2 separate regions of the Mus musculus genome follow, and region 2 is linked to region 1. Evidence: chromatin contacts called from ENCODE POLR2A ChIA-PET data. All regions are on one chromosome and are shown on one strand. Each heading gives the region's core, a stretch centred on a gene start or an enhancer-like site at or near the end of the contact. The rest is flanking DNA. Distances are from core to core; before and after follow the strand shown.

Region 1 (5,170 bases), core at 1,243-3,742:
GTGCATACTACCTGGCACAGAGGCAGAAGGACCTACAGAGGCCAGCTTGGTCTACACAGTGAGTTCCAGGACAGCCAAAACGAGAAAGAGACAGACACAGAGAGAGAGAGAGAGAGAGAGAGAGAGAGAGAGAGAGAGAGAGAGAGAGAGAGAGAGAGAGAGAGAACAAACACTATGCATTTGAGGATGAAATTCCTGATCCCCGTCTCAAGCTCCTGTGTGCAGGGCTAACAGGTGTGTGGTATGACATGCAGTTTCTGCACCGCTGGGCATGGAATCCGTAGCTTGTGTCTCCTAGGCAGGCACGCTACCAGCTGTGCCTCACCTCGGTGCCTTAACTTTTATTTTTGTAGGACCAGGTCTTGCTATGCAGCTCTGGCCAGCCCCGTGTGATAATTCTCCTGCTTCTGCCTCCCGAGCTGGGATGCCAGGCCTGTACCAACACACCCAGCTTTTGTGTGAGTCCATCACAGTGAGCAAGACCGAAAGCAGGCAGCTTCTCTTTGTTTGCGGTTGGAATGCTTAACGGCCGCTGGAAGTGAGTGGCCAGTGGATTGTGCAAAGCCGATACAGAGATACAGAGCACGCCCTTCCACCCTTCCACCTGGCGTTCCGGCCAGAGAGCGCTCCAGACAGCACCGTCCCAGAATGCGCTGCGCAAAACCAGGGATGTTTGTCCGGTTTGATCATTGCTGTGTGGCAGTGTCCAGTGAAGCACTGCAAATAAAATTAGAAATCTGGGGGACTTTTGGTATAGCATTGGAAATGTAAATGAGTTAAATACCTAATAAAAAATGGAAAAAAAATAAAATAAAATTAGAAATCAGCAAATAGCCCTCCCCTCCCTGTCTCTGTCCCTCCCTCCCTCCTTCCCTCCCTCCGTCTCTCTCTGTCTCTGTCTGTGTGTCTCTCTCTCTTGGTGGGGGTGGTCTTACTATGTAACCCTGGCTGGCTTGGAACTTGCATCGTAGGCCAGGCTGACCTTGAACTCACAGAGATCTTACTGCCTTTGTCTCCCAAGTTCTGGAATTGAAGGTGTGCACTACCCTGCCCTGTTCTGTATTTCTTAATTTAAAAAAAAAAAAAAAAAAAAAAAAAGCTGGGCGTAGTGGTGCACACCTTTAATCCCAGCACTCGGGCGGCAGAGGCAGGCAGATCTCTGTCTGAGTTCGAGGCCAGCCTGGTCCACAGAGTGAGTTCCAGGATAGCCAGGGCTACACAGAGAAACCCTGTCTCAAAACAAAACAAAACAAAACAAAACAAAACAAAATCTTTGTATTACAGTGTATGTGTATATGTCTGTGTGTGTGTGTGTATGACAGTGTGTGTGCCAGGAGGTCAGAGGCCAGCCTTCAGATGTCCATTCTCTCCTCCTGCCCTGTAGGTCCTACAGATCCCACTCTGTCAGGCTTGGCAGCAGGCTACATCACTCACTGAGCCAGGCACCATTCTGGTTTGTGTCTTTATTGTAATAACGTACACACTCTACAACTGACCATTTTAATCTCATGTTTTGGTTTTCAACCTTTGAGACAGGGACTTGCTATTTATCCCAGGATGGTCTTGAACTTGCCATCCTTCTGCCTCAGCCTCCTGAGAGCTAAAGTTACTGGCATGAGTTTGTGGCAGGAGCTTTGTTCCAGGGTGTGAGCTGGTGACCTTTTGAGCTCTTGCTGGACTAGTCACCCTGATGACCAGTGGCCTCAGCTGGGGCCTTGTTCCACCAGGTAGACTCAGAGAGAACTTGGAAAGCTCCCTTGCATGACGCCATTATACAGGAAGAAAGGTTGAGGCCCAGAAAACATAAGAAGGTGGGGCTGAGCCAGAACTGAGCCAGGATTCATGGCATAAATATCCAGATGTTGCTATCTTCCTACACACCACCTGACAGGAGCTACCCAGAGAATGAGTGGGGGGTGAATGAATGAGTGAGCAAATGAATGAGTGAGTGAATGAATGAATGAATGGGCAAATGAATGAGTGAGCAAATGAATGAATGAACAAATGAATGAGTGAGAGAATGAATGAATTAGCAAACGAATGAATGAATGAGCAAATGAATGAATGAACAAATGAATGAATGAACAAATGAATGAACGAATGAATGAATGAACGAATGAATAGTGAATGCAGCCAAATGAGCCCGTCTAGCTGAAGAAACATACCCCAGAGGTTAAGTGAGGTACTTGGCAAATATTTACTCAATTGATGACAGTGTCACAGGGCAGGGCTTGCCCTCGTGTCCAGGGGCTCTGAACCTGTAAGCCCTTCAATCTTTACCACAAAGGGGACAGTCAGGACTCTTCCCTGCCCTGCACAGGAAATTGTCATGATGGCGTCAAAAGAGAAGCTAATTGTTAGTGACGAGGAACGCATGGCCTTTCCCCTACGTTTTTCGGACCACAGGCTCAGATCTGTCACCTGGCCTGAGACCAGGGTTCAGGGCATCTGAGCTCAGACTTTCTAAGGCAGGGATCCCTTGGGGATACTGGTGGTGGCCTCCAGCCAGGGGCTGGTAAATGTTTAACACCAGGCTCTCAGGAAGGGGGGGGGGAATAGAAGAGGAACATGAAAGAGGAGGAAGGAAGGGAGGGAGGGAAGAGGGAGGGAGGAGGGAGCAAAGGAGACTCCAGGCTCCTGTAGCCAGCAGAGGTGTCCATATAGCTGCCTCAACTGCCCTCCCTGTCAAGTTCAGAAGCCAAGCAGAGAGCAACACCTACTGTGCTGGTGGCTGCCACTCAGGCTGCCCTGACTGCACTTCTCCTACCAATGGGCCCCAACCTTGGCTTGGGAGGGGGAAGTTCCTCTCTACACTCAGGCACCCCTCCCATCCCTCTCTAGCCCCGGCTTGACTCCAGGGCTTCTAGGGAGATCAACATTGACCCATTGACTGTAGAGTGGTGCACACTCTACAGTGTGAGCACACACACACACACACATAGACACACACACTGTGCCCCTCTCCTCCCAATGATGGCATCCAAGGTCCTGTCCTTGCACGCCCCCGGGTGCCCGAGTGCCTCAGGTCTGGGGGAGTTGAGGTCAGGCTAAGGGGGTGCCTCTGCACTTTGGGAGGCAGGCCGCATTCCTGCCTAGATGTTTCAGTTTCCTTCCAGAGATGGAGATGGGAAGGTAAAGAAATACAGCAGACAGGAAGGTGGGATTCCACGCAGAGGCAAGCCTCACTTACACAGATGGGGAAACTGAGGTCAGGGAGGGCACAGGGTGTGTCTCAAGGCACAGGGAGGGCACAGGGTGTGTCTGGAGGACCTGTGACTCAGTTCCTGAATTGTCCAGCACTTTTTCCTCTGCCTGGCACGAGAAGCAGGGGTAGAGAGGGACAAGTGCAGTATGGTTGTCCTGGGCAAAGTGGCGACCAGCCAAGGGCTTGGTACTTCTTTGGAGTCCCTTGTGCTAGGTGGGGGTCCCTCAGGAAGTGGGGGTGGAGGAGGCTCACCCTCTCAGGAAGTACCCAGGGATCTAAGAAGCACAGAAGCTAATCTGGCCACGTGTTGCAGTAAATCTCCAACCGCTTGCAAAGAGCACACAACTCAGTTACAGTATTTATAAGCTGTATGCCCTGATTGGGCAGATTTGCCACTACACTGCTCTATTCCCAGCTACGAGATCCCCTGCTATTGGTGGTGTCTCTGGGACACATGGTTCTACTCCACTTTTCTTCCACCTCCTCTTTCTCTGGCTGCCTCTCCTTCGTCCTCTCTTCTCCCTCTCTAAAATCTCCAGCCCCACCTTTCCCTTCCACTGCCCGATCACAGATGTGGCCTTTATTAGTTAAATGGGGAGAAGGGTCCTTTGAAATCACCCAAGTACGTGATCCACTCCCTGTCTAGGCAGCCCCTCTGGAGGAAGCAGCATTAACATCAAAATACAAACAGCACCTGGGCAAGGAGATGCCCTTCCTCTTCTGCCTGATTTTGCCCCACACTTCCATGCTTCCTTAGGCAGCCGCGGGCTCCCTGGTCTCCTCTGATTGCAGCATGGGACCCACCTACCACCCCAGTCACTGTGTTTGCTTAATTCTGAGGATGAACCTCAAGGCCTCCCTTCCTCTGAGATAGACAAGCGCTCCACTGTGTTTTAAAACTTTTTTTTTTTTTTTTGGTTTTTTGAGACAGGGTTTCTCTGTATAGCTCTGGCTGTCCTGGAACTCACTTTGTAGACCAGGCTGGCCTCGAACTCAGAAATCCACCTGCCTCTGCCTCCCAAGTGCAGGGATTAAAGATGTGCGCCACCACACCCGGCTGTGTGTTTTAAAACTTATTTCCCACTTCGGAACTACATCCTAGACACTCAGAGTGTAGACAAGAGACTTGGAGGAGACTCGATGTGGAAGCAGGAGCTAGGGGTCTCAGCTTCTCAGACAGACCTTCCAGCGAGGGGCAGGCTTCTCTACTAGGGCTGAGGCCTGAGCCACACCAGAGTCGCCCACGCTGGGGAAGTTGTTGCCTCCACAAAACAGGATAGTGAGAGAAGGGACAGACAAAGAAAGGGAGACCCAGAAGGTCAGTAGAGAAGGACTGTGTGTGTGTGTGTGTGTGTGTGTGTGTGTGTGTGTGTGTGTGTGTGTGTGTGTGTGTGTGTGAGAGAGAGAGAGAGAGAGAGAGAGAGAGAGAGCCAGGGATGGGGTGGGGGTCGGAAAAACCTCCATATGCGTCCACACTCGTTTGTTAAATAAGCTAGTCCTAAAGTCTCTGTCCTTGCTGGCTGGCGGTAGCCCAGGAGTGTGACCTTGGGGCTCCAGTCCCCTTGCCTAGAAATGAAGTCATGGCTGTCTGCCTTAACCTCCTCCACTTGGGGACCTTGTCCCTGGATCCTGGCTCAGAGCTGAGGGCTCCTGAAAAGACACACCACACTAACACACACACACACACACACACACACACACACACACACACACACACACACACACCCTGATGCTCTCAGATGCCCCCAGGGGTGGTCTACAGCTGAGTTGTTCATCACTCTTAGCTGGGAGAATCTGGCTCCTAGAATGCCTGGGGCTCAAGCCAGGCAAAAACTGTAGCCCAAAGCCTCGGAGAGACACGGGCTGACTCGCAGCTTTAATGTGCAGTCTGATCCGCAGGGTCTGGAGAGCCCCAGCAGGCGGGGCTTCCCTTTCTCCCTAGGGACACAGTCTTCAGTCCTGTAA
Region 2 (5,170 bases), core at 1,757-4,256, 140 kb after region 1:
CGTTCTATCTCCCCTCCCTGGGCTTTCTCAGCCTTCCCTAAGAGATAGCTGGACCTGGAGCGCCTCGGAATCCCTCGGGGTACCTGCATGTATATACTCTCTCCTCAGGAGTCTAATAAGGGAGGCACAGGCCCTGGGGGGCACAGTACAAGAGGAGAGGAGGGTCCCAGGCTATCGAGGGGACCAACAAACCACGAAGTCCTGGGGACAGGCACAGGGCAGGACCCACCCCCTGCCCTGGCAGGTACAGAGGTCCTTGGGGCTGGAGCTCTGGACTAACAGTGCCAGGTGGTGAGCTCAGCCTTGCAACCCTGCCCTCCTGTGTCGGGCTGTCAGCAGAGCCGTTTCTCCCAAGAAGATTTCCAGGCCCCTCTGGGCAATGAAGAGGCCTAAATTTAGCCAGCAGACAAGGGGCTGGCCTCGAGCCCAGGGACAGTTGGGCCTTATAAAGCGCTGGCAGTCAGGGGCCCCGGCACGCTTCCGTGGAGGCCTGGACCCACTCGTTTCTCCAGCCCAGCCCCTGCCCGTCTGGACAGGGACCCCCGCTGCCTGTGGATGAGCCATCGGACCTCCTCCGCCTTCAGAGCGGAGAGAAGCTTCCGTTCCTCTTCCTCCTCCTCCTCCTCCTCTTCTTCTTCGGCCTCCCGTGCCCTTCCAGCCCAGGACCCACCCATGGAGAAGGCTTTGAGCATGTTTTCAGACGACTTTGGCAGTTTTATGCTGCCCCACTCGGAGCCCCTGGCCTTCCCAGGCAAGTGCTGGGGCTCTGAGGGGAGGGGAGGGCCACAGGTGGGGGACATCTGCTCCAGGCCATCGCCGAGCATGCTGTGGCCACCCACCTGCCAGACATAGGTGCCGCATGGGTCACAGCCATATGTGGCTGTCAAGGTAGACCTGGCCACCAAGACAGATGTGGCTACGATATAGGTGGGCTACCTGGGACCCTAGGGGTGAGATGTGAATCAAATAGTCTCATATGGCCAGTGTCATAGCGGGAGCCCTGGAGGGCTGGCGCTGGGACTGAGGGGCGGCTGGCCCTTCAGAGCTTCCAGGTCAAATTGCTAAAGGGGGAACTTGTCTGCGTAGACACAGATTGAGGTGCGTGAGGCTCACCTCACTCCATCCCTCGGGGACAAGGTAGGCTGCAAAAGTGAGGCGAGGGGCTGTTGTCTGGGAGAGTCACTCATTTCCCCAAGAGAAGAGCAGAGACCCTGAGGGTCTGAGGCTCCGGCTTGCCTGGTGCCCAGCTTATATAGCAGCCTTGCCCACAGCCCGTCCCGGGGGCCAAGGAAACATCAAGACCCTCGGGGATGCCTACGAGTTTACAGTGGACATGAGAGACTTCTCCCCTGAAGACATCATTGTCACCACCTTCAACAACCACATCGAGGTGCGGGCTGAGAAGGTGAGTCTGGCCCCTGGCCCGCCCCAGGGTCCCCACCTTTGCTCCTGCACTCTGCCTGGTCTAGCCTGGTCTCTGGGCCCTACTTTCCCCCTATCTTTGTAGGCTTCGTACCCTGATTTATGTTCCTTCCCTGTCTGTACCCAGGGTAAACTACAGCCCTTTCCCAGTGGGCTCACGGGCCAGGGACCTTTACAGTCCCTCTCCAACCTAAGGGTCACAGAACCTGTCTTTGGGGACCATGCCATGGCACCTGAGGACCCTCTAGGGATGGGCAAGGGATCCTGGGATGAGGTCAGAGAGGAACCTGAGTGATGGAGATGTAAGGGGGGTGAGGAGATGAGGACAGTCACCATGGTGGAAAGTGACCACGGTGCAGGAGGGACAGCTCCCTGGCACAGGGTAGAGGAGGTGGCAATGACACACCCAACCTGGGCAACACGGTCCATTCCTACCACATCTCTACCTCGCCTTCATCCCAGAGCCAAAAGTCTGGGTCCTGTCGTGGCACCTCCATACTGGGACTGAGGCTGAGCAGAAAGCCCTGAAGCTGAGTCACAACCACCCTCCACCTCATGTACCTTACCCGGAGTCTCAGGGTACCTAGATCATCAGAGGAGCACGGCCAGCAGCTATCCCAGCTCTTAAGCCTGTGCTTAAGGATATTCTTAAATATTCTTAGAGGATATTTATCAACACCTTCCTGCCACCCCCAAGCCTGGCTAGCTCTCCTAACTCAGGCTGGACACTGGGAAACCCTGCCAGGGGTTCGAGGACTGCGCCACTGGCCGCACGTGCCAGCCCCACATCCCAAGAGTGACTCAGCCAGCCAGCTCCACTGAACACTATGTGCTGGGCTGCTCGTGGGGGAGGGCAGGGGCCCTGATGTGGACACTCAGGGTGCCTGGGGAGCCAGAGGGCACAGCTGTGTCATCTCCCCACTATGGCTCAAGAATCTCAGACTTCCAGTCACTGCTGTGGAAGCTCAACCCTTATTGAGCCCCACCCAGCCCCATCCTATACCCAGCTTCCCTGGGGACCCCTAGAAGGCCTCTGAGTCCCTCTGCACAGCCCTGGGATCCTGGGCACCCCAACACCCCTGGCCAGATCTTTTGTACCCTGATAGCTGAACCCCTCATCACACAGTGGGGTAACTGAAGACAGAGAGCAAAGACGAGACTCTGGCTTGATTTTGGGGTGAGGCTAAGGCTAGGGCAGCCATTCCTGACCTGTCATCTGTCCCCCAGCTGGCAGCTGATGGCACAGTCATGAACACCTTTGCTCACAAGTGCCAACTACCAGAGGATGTGGACCCAACATCGGTGACCTCGGCCCTTCGAGAGGATGGTAGCCTCACCATCCGGGCGCGGCGCCACCCCCACACAGAACATGTCCAGCAGACCTTCCGGACTGAGATAAAAATCTGAGGGTCTCTCCACCCCTGGCCTCCCCCTTATCTCCTCCCCCACTGGCCTGCCGGTGAGGTCACCATGATCCCTGACAATGACCCCTCAGAACATCTCAGCCTAGGCCCCAGTCACTCCACACACTCTCAGGCCCCAGGTGGGTCACCCCTGCCCCAAACTAGGGCATCCCTCTCCATCCAACGCAGTCCAGGGACCTGTCTGCTCTCACCCAGATAGACCCTCCCTATCTAAGTTCACAATAGAGGGGCTGAGGTACCAACCTGGAGAGCAAGACGAGGGCAGAGTCTAACACAGAGTGGCGGCTTCAATGGCATTTCTGCAGGGCAGGGGACCAGAAGCCCCTTCCTGGCAAATGAGAGGCTGGCCACAAGCAGGGCTTCTGGCCTAGGTAGACTGCCTCAGGGAAGCCAGAGAGATAGCCATGACTGTTACCTTCCTTGTAACTCTCGAAACCTCAAACCCAGGGCTACCTGTCACCCTGAGGCTCTAACAGCTACATGTACCAGACAAAGACACCTGTACCTAGATGGGGTTTATTAAAATGACATGAGGCTCCTATCTCCAGCTGCTGGTGCATGAGGCCAGAGCCCAGGGCTCCTGGGTGGCTTCCCCTGCAGAGAGGGTCCTCTTTGGAAGTGAGAGGAAGAGCCAGGACTTGTACACACACACACACACACACACACACACACACACACACACACACACACACACACACACACACACACACACGCGCGCGCGCGCGCGCGCCATTGTCCTATGCCTTAAATACTCATTCCCACTGGTTGGAGCCCAATTCAAAGCATTCTAAGAGTCACAGTTAGCATCTCTGTTTTCATCAATGGAGACTGGCGTCTCTGAGCCAGTTGGATGCCCAGGTTTGTCTCTGAAGCCAGCGCTGCCTCAGCGGCTCTCAGACTCTCCCCTCTGTGTACTGGGGACACTTCCCCCCCATTCCACCTCTCCTGAGCCACATGCCCTGCTTCGCCCTAACTGCAGATGGTGGCCACAAGAAGAACCCCAAACCAGATCTCTTCTGGCCCCCAAATTCAGGGCAAAAACCCTTGTCAGCCTTAACCCTGGGGGACCTGGGCTCTGACTCAGTCTCTGCGTGTAGAATCGGGTGTAAAGGGGGAAGCTCACTGCTAATCGGGGTCCCAGGGGCCTCTACAGTCTTAGGACCCTGTGGAGGAGGGGGTGGGGTGGGGTCGTGGGAGTCTAGTCTATAACCTGTACACAATAAAAGGACAATATGACAGACTTGTGGAGACCCCACCTGAAGTTCGACCTAGGAGGAGGGACGGAGTGGATGGGGAGGACTTCTCGGCTGGGGAAGGAAGCTTAAAGTTTCCATGTGTGGGAGAGGTATCCTATTCTCAAACCCGCTTGCAGAAATCCCCGCGATTTTCTTCAAAAACGCTTACAGCACCTGTCTCCAGGCTGCCTGCCCTTCGCTTTGAATTCATTCTTTAGTTCAAGAGGAATGTCTGAGCTGGACTCAGCCAGCACTGTGTTCTGCACTGTCACAAGCCAAGGGCTACAAACGTAGCCTTTCTCCTGGATGAAGCCTCGGAGGCCCAGAGAAGCTAAGTGATTGGCCCAAGCTCACACAGCTCCGAAGATACAACCAATTGGAATCAGGGGGTAGGGCCGCTGCAGGGTGGGGTGCTGGATAGATGTAGGCTTGGCGTGTTCTGGGTGGAGGGGGGTCCCCTCGCTCCTTACCCACCCCCCAGCCCCAGGAGCTACTGAAATCAGAGTGTCAGGCTGCTCCCCAGAGCAGCTACGTTGGCGGCTGCGGTCGGAACAGGGAGGGAAGGTGGGGGCGCAGTATTTCCAGCCTCGTGAGTCACGGATTCCGCTGGGCTATTTGCAGCCCCAACACTCATCAGCGCGGGGCTGGGGTGGGGGGCGGGGCTGACAACCTTCTCCACTCGACCCCCCACCCGAGGTCAGGTTCACCTTGGCGAGAAGACCACGTCAGCCGGAGAGCCAGCGCTGGAAGGGGTACTGCCCCAGAGGTGGATGGGGTGGGGTTGTGCCACCCATCCCAGGTCTTAGTAGGCTGTTCCACACGTCGCAGCCACTGCACAGGTTCCTGCCGCTGGAAACCAGGTTCTTCTGGTCTAAGGGAGCCCTGGGCTGTCGCTCCAGCCAAGGTGACCCTGCTGACCGGGAGGGTGGGGATACGGGATGAGGGTGGGGGTGGGGTGGGGGCGGTCATCCACGAGTCTCTCCTCAGCTCCGCCTGCTGGGGCACCAGGGTTGGCCCACCCTTTGTAGACTAAATATAGATCTGGCTGCAGGTCCCGCCCCCACTGGCGAAGCTTAATTCTGAGAGCCC

What was found. ChIA-PET counts read pairs that join two places held with the same protein, here RNA polymerase II (POLR2A).
Region 2: POLR2A ChIA-PET joins it to region 1 with 50 read pairs in embryonic stem cell. The contact joins two enhancer-like sites. POLR2A ChIA-PET finds 5 or more read pairs at or near these places in 4 of 5 experiments (Patski and embryonic stem cell).

Annotation. Positions count from the first base shown.
Region 1 is chr4:141,278,984-141,284,153 of GRCm38, forward strand. Gm13056 (predicted gene 13056) reads left to right here. Exons shown (of 2, transcript NR_151527.1): 2 at 354-811. Among named protein-coding and RNA genes, the nearest start is that of Gm13056, 3.1 kb to the left of the region's middle. Within about 2 kb of position 2,493, at least 1 of the 3 ENCODE cell types and tissues checked has a DNase peak (open chromatin) inside an H3K27ac peak, as active enhancers do.
Region 2 is chr4:141,421,230-141,426,399 of GRCm38, forward strand. It overlaps Hspb7 (heat shock protein family, member 7 (cardiovascular)), which reads left to right. Exons shown (of 3, transcript NM_013868.4): 1 at 1-751; 2 at 1,272-1,405; 3 at 2,650-4,081. The coding sequence starts at 556. The coding sequence ends at 2,829. Among named protein-coding and RNA genes, the nearest start is that of Hspb7, 3.0 kb to the left of the region's middle. Within about 2 kb of position 3,007, at least 1 of the 3 ENCODE cell types and tissues checked has a DNase peak (open chromatin) inside an H3K27ac peak, as active enhancers do.